Regions from separate parts of the Homo sapiens genome. Here region 1 is linked to region 2. A link is a contact called in ENCODE Hi-C data. All regions are on one chromosome and are shown on one strand. Each heading gives the region's core, a stretch centred on a gene start or an enhancer-like site at or near the end of the contact. The rest is flanking DNA. Distances are from core to core; before and after follow the strand shown.

The links. A loop is a pair of places that touch in the nucleus more often than their neighbours do. Pooled maps may share reads with other maps.
Region 1: a map with no recorded cell type shows a loop between it and region 2 (2.2-fold over the local background). The contact joins two enhancer-like sites. A Hi-C loop is called at or near these places in 3 of 168 maps with a recorded cell type or tissue (Calu3, IMR-90 and endothelial cell of umbilical vein), 7 of 37 single-sample maps with no recorded cell type and 4 of 50 pooled maps.

What each region holds. Positions count from the first base shown.
Region 1 is chr3:117,720,841-117,726,468 of GRCh38, forward strand. It overlaps LOC101926953 (a long non-coding RNA gene), which reads left to right. Exons shown (of 5, transcript NR_188507.1): 2 at 4,732-4,847. Among named protein-coding and RNA genes, the nearest start is that of LINC02024, 33 kb to the left of the region's middle. RefSeq lists a silencer at 2,152-2,321. Within about 2 kb of position 2,196, at least 2 of the 41 ENCODE cell types and tissues checked have a DNase peak (open chromatin) inside an H3K27ac peak, as active enhancers do.
Region 2 is chr3:117,545,404-117,550,959 of GRCh38, forward strand. No RefSeq gene overlaps it. Among named protein-coding and RNA genes, the nearest start is that of LINC02024, 140 kb to the right of the region's middle. Within about 2 kb of position 2,953, at least 3 of the 41 ENCODE cell types and tissues checked have a DNase peak (open chromatin) inside an H3K27ac peak, as active enhancers do.

The DNA.
Region 1 (5,628 bases), core at 946-3,445, 170 kb after region 2:
GACTTAATGATTTCAATGGTTCCCAAACACGAATGATCTGTGAGACTATGACTTCATTGCTTTGAGCTGTGGAAACAATGATATGGGTAAGTCATGTACCAGCACAAATCCTTAAGAAATGACTTTTGCTAAGAGGTAGTTTATAATTGATCACAGAAAGCTATGCCTATTTGAGCATACCTACAGGTAATTAGCTAAACGTTTCCCAAATGCTGCCGTGTGATGATAAAGGAAAACAACCTTGAAATATTTTTGTGATGGCAATTGCTTTCTGATGTAAGGGAACTTCCTTTATGTTGAGATGGTGTTGTTCCTATATTTTGAAAATAAAACTGCCCTTTCATTCAAGAAATTTAGTGATAGTAAATGGGATATTTTATTAAATTTATTTGGAAAAATAAGAAACTGGCAACTCATGGGGAGAACATCAATTTTATTTAATGTGATATCCATCCCCAGAGAGGTGTGGAAAATTCTGGTATAGCTAATTAAAGCAAGAGTAGATTCAAAGAGGGAGAGGTTTGATGTGAGCTTCACAAGGGAAGGAGGAAGTAGAAATTACTTTTTGCACTCAAGCATACAGGGAAGGAGAGGCATAAAAGACAGCAGCGGGGGCACTGATGCAGAAGTTACATTATGGATTCAGGTCCAATGCAAAACTGACCAAGTAAAGACTTATATATAGTAAAGCCCCCTCTCTTGTGGGGGAGTTGGGAGACTGCAAGCTTTTTAGTAACCATGGATTAATGTCAGTCAGGAAAACTGAGACTGAGGATGAGGGAGATGGGTAGAAAGAAAGACCTGTTATTTAAAATGTCTGCATTATTGTTGATTCTCTGACTCAATTTCTCAAAATCTAACTGGGATAAGAATAAAGCCTAAACATAAAAGAGTAGAGAAAGGTGCAAGGAGAATCAGGTGAGCACCCTAAAAATGTCTTAGTACAGGACTTATCAGGGTTCCTGGCTCTATAGAGATTCATGTTCAACCTCAATTAGCCATTCTGCTTTCCCCAAATTCCAGAACTATCTCCTTCTTAAGACAACTTGACTAGAAAATGAAAGCTCTTTAAACCTTTGCTTCCTTCCTTCACTTTTTCAATTGTCTGCTCTATATATCTTCAATCTAGACTTTCTGAGACAAAAATTATCGTCCCTCATCAGATAAACTACTCAGTGTCCTGTCTGTGCTTCTGTAATCAGATTGCATTATGATAATTTTTACTCACGGATATGTGGCTAAATATTCACACACCATTTTGGAGTGCAGTATATGCTGAGTGCTTAGGTGCTTACCCTTTTTATCCACAAGACCACCATTATCTTGAAGGTCCTGGTGACAATTTATCTCTCTAGCATAGTGGCAGGGCTGGATATGAATCCCAGTACCACCACTAACTAGATGTGTGAATGTGGGTAAGTGATTTAACATATTGATGCCTCTGTTTCTTTACGTATAGGGAATAATAATATTGACTTGCTCCAGAGTTTTTTGTGAGATTAAATATTTAGAAGAGCAGCTGATAGTTAGTAATGACCAGTAAATGTTCGCTATTGTTGTTGGTGGAGGTGTTATTAAAAGTGTAAACTCTGAAAGAGTATTTCCTGGGCTCAATTCCCAGCCCCATCATTTCTTAGCTGAGTTATTTTAAGCAAATTACTTGACCTCTCTGCATCTCAGTTGCCTCAATTGCAGAGATGGGGATGATCAAACTTACTTCAATGGGTTTAGGAAAGACTAGGAAGATTAATATATTTAAAGCCCTTAGAACAACATTGGCCACGTATAAAGTGCTCAGCTTCCTATTATGAATCAAAACTATTTTTGCTTAAATCTTTTTACTCTCTGAGTTATGAATTTAGGTTAGTTCTACATCCAAGATAAATCTCAATTAATTCTTCTTTTTTCTTTTCCCATTTCCTCCTGTCTCCCTCTCTTCTTTCCTTCTACTCTTTTCTTCACTTTTCTCTCTCTCTTCTTCTCAGTTTTTATTTTTGTAATTTGAAATCAATGTGCAAGCCAGAGCTTCTTTAGGAAAGACCATTCCTGAGAGAACAACAGGTAATCACTTTAAGAAAAAAAAAAAAACTATTTTAAAAGAAGTACAGTCCTGTGATACTTTTCTGAAAAAAGGAACATCTGCAGCTATTTGTCCTGGCATAACTTTGCTCAATCAAAATTGAATCAGAACGTTGCTAGGGGAAGTGAAACAGCATGTCTGCCCTCTCCCCTCCATGAACTGCTAAGATTGTGTCTTTTTGCAGAAGTAGGTATGTTGGGTTATCTAGTCAAGTTCTCAAGTAAACTCCTAGTAGTTACGTAGGCGATATATTGAGAATTAATAACATTAGTTCAATCATTTGATGAATGTGAAAGGCAGAGAGAAATATATTTAGTGTTTAAGAATAGCATTCTATTTTATTTTATTTATTTATTTATTTTGTTTTTGAGACAAAGTCTTGCTCTTGTTGCCCAGGCTGGAGTGCAATTTCATGATCTCGGCTCACTGCAGTCTCCATCTCCCAACTTCAATTGATTCTCCTGCCTCAGCCTCCCAAGTAGCTGGGATTACAGGCATGCACCACCACGCCTGGCTAATTTTGTATTTTTAGTAGATATAGGGTTTTACCATGTTGGTCAGGCTGGTCTCGGATTCCTGACCTCATGTGATCCACCCACCTTAGTCTCCCAAAGTGCTGGGATTCCAGGCGTGAGCAATCGTGCCCAGCCAAGAATAGAATTCCAAAGCTACAACTGAGAGTCTCACAGAGGAGAGAAAAGATCAAGGCTGGCAAATACCAGAAGCGAGAATAGAGGTCTAAAGAGGAAAGTGTTTTCTAATAAATTCATCCAAAGACAGAATGAAGACTATCTTGGATTTGAGGGAAGTGTTCAGACATAGGCTAGCTCATTACTAGAGAAGGATGACACATAAAACTGCATAGCACTGAAGTTTAGGTTCAGATGACCTGAGATCCTCACAAGTCTAAGACTCTTGGTGGTCTAATATGCATTTGAGAAAATAAATCATTCAGAATAAAACTTAAAACTCAAATAGCCACATAATTTGAAGCAATTCTGAATTGTGGATGCTTTATTTCCCTTCAGCAATCTAAGACATTTCTTTAATTTTTTTCTACTTTCCTTTACACATATGGCCCAGCCTGTATATGCAAAAGTAATTTACAATTCTAGCCTTCCTAATTTGAAATTCTACAAGTCCAAGAGAGTAACCAGATTATGAAAACACTTGATGAATCGCGCAAACCAGCAGTTAAATACTATAGTTTAAAAACTTTAGTCAAAAATATTTCTTTTCCTTCAGGAAGAAATATGAATGTTAAACATGTGGTGCCGTGTGGAAGCAAAGCTCCATAATTAATCTATAGAGCCATCACCACTGTCAAAAGCAGAAAGGCCCCAGAGGAAATAATTTTTGTATAGAATGATGGCAGCATTAGTGACAGCAGTAATGATAAGACACTGAAAAGTATGTGAAAATTTCCTTTACAATCCTGTGTGAGGTTTAATTATAAAAACTAGTATCTTGGACACTTAACTATTTTTTTTCAGAGGGAATCAGAGCTATTTCCATGAATTAATGTCTTAATCCCCACAACAATGAGGTCGTGGTCATCTAGTTGGTAAGTTGGAGGAAGAGGTTATGGATGGAGGCTCTCTAATTGCAGTACACGTGTGTATCAACCCAGACTACTACCTCCTAGAGCCTAACTTGAGGTATGATTGAAAGAACATCCTCTTCTGGGGAACAGCCACAATACCTACCATATGTTCCTGGAATAATTACTTTCTTTCTGCATAAATGTGAGTTGCCCTGGTAAGACAATGCTTGAAATGCTAAGTTCAATTCTAAGTCCCATCATGAAGGATATGGACCAACTGGAGTACATTCTATACATTTTATCAGTGAAGATTAAAGAAAACATACAATTTCTCCAAAATGTCTTAGGTACTAACCACATAAATACTAGAGAAAAATGAATTTTGTGTATACGTGTTTGTGTGTAAAGAGTTCTGCAAAAATCAATTAAAATGTTTAGGTTAATGTATTATTTTTATGGAAGAAATTTCCACGTATAGTCACTTTATCATTATTCTGCTTCATAAGAACACAGAACCATTGGAGAATTTCCTTCTCTTCCTCTAATCCTTGACAGTATTACACATCAAACTTCTTCAGATTTGGTCAGTGTATTTCCTCCTGTGATTATACATGGTTTCTATGGACTTCCTTTCAGTCTCTAGTATGAGGGGAAATGATAAAACCCATAAAAATAACCACTACGCAGTTTTAAAAGCACTCTCACATTACATTATTGGTTGGAGGTTTTTGTTTTTTAGTCTTAAAGTTATGAAAACACATACACCCATCTACCTTACTATCTGTTTTATTCTACCCTTGCTCTCATCTTGACCTAAGCCAACAAACTTGAAACAAATAAATCTGGTTTGGAAAAGAGAATGTAATGGGTACCATATATGTTCCTAGCTTATCCTATATTTTCCCGAAAACAATCAACATAGATAGCCCGAGGCAGACCATTTCATCGTACATGCAACTTCTGAAAGTAGACAATTATTACCAGAGAACTTATGCCTTACTCATTAAGAGAGAAAGTGTGACAGAAATCACATTGGCACTAGGAGAAATTGACTACTCGGCAAAAATATCTCCTGCCTTATTATGGTCTTCTCTTCTTGTTCTTCCAGTAGAATGACTCCTGCCTGCTACATTTCCCCAGATACCCAGGACCTTCATGCTGTCACTCTCCATGACCTGACCAACATCTATTTTGAGAAATTATTTTATATACTCATTCAAACAGGTGTGTAAAGAATCAACACAGGTTTTAAGAAGCATCAAAGCTTTGTACTCAAATGAAACAGTTCAGAGGAGCATAAACATTAACTTAATAATGCTACTTGTGGGAAGCATATCTTATAAATCCATAGCTAGTGTCTTTGAGAATATAAGCAAAATAAAGGAGATGGTGAGGATTTAGAAATTCTTTTGGGTGATGATGAAAATGGGAATATTTTTGAAGTAGTGTCTGCCACTCAGATGTTTTGAACTGCTATAGAGGATAGATTATGTGAAGTGAAAACAGGAGATGGACCCAAATTACAGACACGTTTTAGTATAGACCTGCATGACACTGATATGTAGGAAAAAAATAAACAGGGCTATAGACCTGCCCAATGGAGGCTTGCTCAGCATCACTGAGTGGTCAGCAACCATAAGAAATTCAGTATCTTTTATCATCACTGCCCTAGGCACATGGACGTAGGCTCTGTCACAGAGCTATTCTGTAAAGGGACACCACACCGAGCTGGGACACCACATAGAGAACACATTCCTGAAATAGACAAGTCCCCACAACTCATATACCACTGAAATAGTCACACCATGCACTAAGGATATCCTATTTACTGTTGTTTAGTGGTTATCATGGGATGGTAGATAAGGGCGTAGACTTGGAGTCACATACATCTGGCTTCAAATCAGACTCTGCCACTCTCTAGCTGCATCACACAGTCTTGTAGAGTCACTTATCTGAGCGCTATTTCTTCAACTATAAAATAAAAAAGAAAAGATACAGTCCTTGA
Region 2 (5,556 bases), core at 1,703-4,202:
ATCTCTAATACGCTCCTGAACTACTGGGGTCCTGAAGGCATAAAATTCTTTTCTCAGGCTCAGATCCTTTCACCTCTAGATACAGCCAGAAGTCCTGGAGAGAGGAAGGGAAAGGAGTAAGGAAGAAAGAAAGGAAAAGCATTACTTTGGGGGCAAGAGAGATTTGCCTCTTCCCTTTCCTTCCTGCATGTATGGAGGGGCAAGGAAAGACTTACTTGACCTTCAGCCAGATAACGGCTTGTGGCTTTCTCTTACACACCCAGAGGCCACATTCCTTGATTCAATCTACTTTCAGCTGCACAAGCTCTGTGCCTTCATTTCATTAGAAGGGTAGTTTCTACCACAAACAAGTCTTCGTTCCTGGTACTAGGGTTAGGCCTGGTAACGCTTCAAAATCTTAAGAAAAAATTTAAAACCCCGATTTTATATGTAGAGAACCATCTCTTTTGATTAAGAATATTTTACATCATAATGAAATGCAGTCAAAGCTGAGGGGCAATTTGTCCTCTGGGGTATCACTTCTCTGAGTTCAAAAAAATATTCCTGTTTGTTCTAAATCACCTCTAAATTTACTTTGATTTGCAAATTCAATGTACTTTGTATAAACAAACACTGACAATGAATTAACAATACTATATGACCCCTTTCACTGAATGAATATAGATTTTCATGCTCAGATGATATTTGTGTCCCTGTCACATATTTTACTTCAGATCTTAATGAGTAACCTTGAGTCTTAATAACTTTTCCTTTAAGCCAAGCTCTCTTATTTTTCTTTGATATTTTCATCAACTACACACCATCCCCTGTAATAAATGAGAAAAGGAGAGGGTGCCCAGTCACAGTGGTATTCTGTCCAGATAGGAGCACGTTTCTATCCTGTCTACTTCCTACTGGCAAAAGCAATGCATGATAATTTGCTGCCAGTATTACTCAACCTTACCATATAGACAAATTATGTTATCTACGAAATCCACTCTAAGGGAAATTATTGTTCTGTTTCAATCGATTTCTTCATTCCTCACTATCACCAAACCATATTCTCCTTCAGTTGATTTGTATTTAGTATTCACTCAACAAACCTTAATTGAGAACTACCATGTGCCAGGCATCATTGTGTATTTAGGAAATAGTTTAGACTCTTGGTATCAACTCTCAAAGAACTGGACAGCTCACTTGGGTAGAAGAAATAAGAAAACCAAAGATTACAAAAAAGGAAATAGACAGGAAGACTTATTTACTTATTTGACAGACAGCCATAGTCTTTCCATAGGCCTGCAGAGAAAGGTTAGAGCAGCTAATGCATTTTGGCTTGGGAGAGAATAGTAAGAAATAGTCTAGAAAGACTTTAGAAACCAGACAGAGAATAGAACAGGCGTAAAAACTGATCCCAGAGTAACTCCACGTTTAAGGAATACAACAGAATAACAGTATGAACTGTGATTGGTGTGGGGATATTTTTGAAACAATGTAAAGAGAATTTGAGTATAATTATAATCAGAAAGTAAGGGACCAATGTCTTTAAAAATGTATGTAAAAATAAGGCAAGAACTGATGAACCAAGGTCTCAGAAGAGGTAGAACATGGGACTGTCTCCTACTCTACAGGGTCACCACAAGGGCAGGTTCCAGGCATGGATTACATCATAACACTTATACCACTAATCTCTGTTTAGAAGTGAAATCCCATAGCTGATAGCAGCCATTAAAAGGCATGGGTGACATATGATGACAGTAGAGAATATAGAGACAGTGTGTGCAGGTGTGCAGGAAGACTAGATTTGGACATTGGCTGTAAATGACTTAATGGATTCAACCAAAATGTAATGAGCACTTGTACAGAGGCCACGGATGTGTGTCATTCAGATGCCGTTTCTGGAGAACCTGACCGTTTGGAGAGAAGAAGTGACAGAGAGCCCTGGTTGCTGCCCCTTTGGGTCAACTGCACAGTCTTGTCAAGGCCACCCTCCTGCCAAGCTTTTCTCAGTCAATGCCTGGTCCCAGCAGTGCTACCGATTCTGACCCATTCCTATTGGATTTCTGTAACAGGTCACTTTTGCTTTTCCATCAGTCTGGCTGAGATCTTTCTAAGAACTGTGCCGCAGTCTATGACTCTCCCTACAAAATCCTTTCTCCCTTCTCTCCTTTCAGCATTGCAGTCTGAAGCCTTTCCCTGCCTATACCTCCTTTCCCCCCATTTATCCAACACTGGCAGTTCTTACCATAAATCTCTTGTACTTATAATTCTGTCTTGGCATCTGTTTCTGAGATAGCCCAAACTAACTCATGGGATTAGTTTAAGGGCTAAGGATTTTAAAAAACTGACAAAAAAGACAAAGTTTCTACCACCAAAGGTATGAGAATTCATTGTTTTAAAATATAGAACATTAGTGGGTATATCTTGCTTCTGTTTTCAGTTTCTGTAAAGAGAGTGATCCCTTTCTTTTTTTTCTTTTGTTTTGCTTTAATTCATTGCTTTAGTATTGGTATACTCTAGGATACCTAGGGCTGCTTTTCATATCTCTCAATTTGAGTTTATACTGTTTCCCTTACATCTCTGCCAGTATCAGAGTATCATTTTTCCTTACCTTTATGAGCAATCTCATCATTTATAATTTGTCTCTCACAGCTGCCCCTTGGCACTGTAGCAGAAAGTGAGTCATCCTACATCTATGAAATCTAAGATGATTCTGAGATAATTTAGTAAAGATTAACTATCTCACATCTTTCCCCCTCACTCTGTTTTTCATTCTGGCTCCCTGCCCCTGGCTGACAACATGTGCACGTAACTTTACTCATTCTGAACTGCACAGGCTAGAATGTCTCTACACTCACATGCCTTTCATCAAAATCCTACATTGATTTAAAATGCATGAGTCACTTTATTCATATCTTGGGTTTTGTTTGGGAAAATGCTGATGCTAGAAAATGGGAGTCTCATTTCTTCCCCCTCCTTTATTTTCAATGTTCCTCCATAGCCTATGTAGCAATTCTGGTTCACGCTTGGTATGGCCCATGGCTTGCAATGCTCCTTAGTCACAAAGGCCCAATGATTCACAGGTTTGGCAGGATTGCTACTTGATCTGGTATGCTGACCCTTTCCCTAAAGGTCTTAAGGCCCTCCTTCTTTGTGGAAGGAAAAATTGTTCTTCTGGTATATGTGTATGGAAAGGAGTGGAAAGGGAAGAGGATTTAGGGTGAGATTGAGAGGACAGAGGCATCTCACCATGGAAGTATGATAACTCACTGCCTCTCATGGATGATATGATCCATCTCATTTTCTGCTTTTCTGCTTTACCTGGTATAAAGCCTTATAAACCATTCAAAACAATCCATTTTGCAATAAAATGCTGTTGCATTCCAGTATGACTGTCTGTAGCTCAAGTTAAACTCGACCCCACATCAAAAGTGAGTGAAACGAGTCAGCTGCTAAGTCTCAGTGGATGCTCGTAGGTTGTCTTCAGGGCTTGAAAAATGTTGAAGGAAACCACATTTTAAAACAAAGTACATTGTATATCAGTGGACATGCTTCAATAGATGGGAGTGTTGCTGCAGGACTCCTTAGAATGCAAGCACTAAAGCTCTGTAGGTTGGTGCACAGGAGAATCTAGTCTTCTTATATTAATAAATTTTTAAATTCAAGTAGAAACAAAAATATGAAAAGATGTGAAGGAGTTAGGAACAAGCGTTAGGGATAATGAACCTCAGTGGATTTAAGGGCATAATCTGAAATCAGGAGCACTGGGTAAGCTTCCTTACCTCCTTGGAGCCCTTATGGCAGTGATGGCAAAACAGTGAGATAAGATGCTATGGGGTAAAATGCCTGGCTGAACAATACTGCTCTCCTACTTTGGGAGGATGAATTGGCTCTGATCTCACTGTGTCTCTCACTGTCTTCTAAAATTATATTCAAAGTTCATTTTTTGGGAAACATTCCAGACTAATCCTATTAGTCAGGTATGTTTGCATAGGTGTATTAAATTAATAAACATGCACAGAGATATAGATGTAAGGGTAGACATATAGCTTCTTCCATGTGTGCCAGTTAAGCTACTTTCTTCCTAGTGCATGGATAATAGAGGCTTTTTTGTATGTTTGTTCTGCCCTCTGCATTAAGTGGCTAACTCTTATAGGGCAAGGATCATAGCTACACAATCCGTTGTCTCTAGACACCCATCTGAGAAAGGCAGATTATTCTTTTGTACGAATGGTGAACTTTACGGTCAGAAAATCATGGATCTACTTTTATACAAATTTAGTCAGATAATAATCTCTAGGTACCTCAGACTCCCCTGCTGTAAATCAGGATCAGAAATAATTTCTTTGTGGGGGTGGTCTGAGAATTCTGATAATGGAGGGCAAGGGAATGTACAAGGCAAAGGTGGTGTGGAATTTCACAGTGCTGTTTTTTCACTACTCTAGTCTTCCAGTTTGCGAAGAGATTCCATTTTAATCCATTGGCTGTTTATTGAGGACACTTTATTTCTCCATAAGAGCTAACTCTGCCCCCTTGTGCTGAGTAAAATAATTTTTCTATTTTATTCGGTTTAATTTTATTTGCATTTAAGTGTTTATACCTATTTGAAAAATCATATCCAGCTACTCTTTTCAATAAGTCAAGTTATATAAGTGTATTTTCTTTAATAGGTTCCCTGGAGTAATTTTTCCTTTTTTTCATATTTTTTTCCTTTCTTCAATTCATCTGCAACCTTTTATGTTTAAAGTGCAATTCTTCACAAGGTCTCCCTGATGCTATTCATTACAGGCTTTTCTCTGTTGAGTACTGTCACAATTAGTTTTACTGTCCAATCTTTACCATGTCATAAGGAATAACTAAGACTTAAGGGTCAAAAGACCGAAATGAGATAGCAAGAGCTGAGGGCAGCGTTGAAACTTTTTGAAGAGTGTAACAAATGGATCCATCAATTCAAAAAGTGTACTTGGGAGTTTCACAAGGATTGCCTCTTTTTCTGATTGAAGACGTGTTTTCATTGTTCTGATCAATAAGTGATATAGGTCCTTTTTTAAAGAGTTCAGGCATAAATGAATAAAAACATTCTACTAGATTCCATGGGAAACAACTCGTCCTGCAGAGCTAAAAGTCTAATTGCTTAGTTAAATAACAATACAAAAAAACAGGATACAATTAAGAATTACCAATCTAATTGACCAAAAAAATGAGTACTTTTGAACTTCTGAGGATATGTATATTCAAGTGGTCTGAAAAAAGTAGGTGATGAAACTTAAAGTAGGCCTTGAAGGATAAGATATGGTGATGTATTAAAAATAAATTCAGTAGTTCACAGAATTAATGACAGAACTGGAGAACAAGGCTCAAGGTTACGGGAAAAGAAAATGCCCCAAACCACCTTAGAATTGGTTCTGAGCAGGAAAAAAAAAAAGTCTGCTTCCAGAGAGAGAACTTGTACCACTTGCTTCTCAAAGTGTCTTAAGCATAGCCAGTGGCCCTGGGGTATTTTCTTCCCAAAATGTAGGTCTCAAAATGTAGCTTATGCCACAGCTGAAGGGGAAGCTGAGAAAGTCAGTTTCCTCTCCA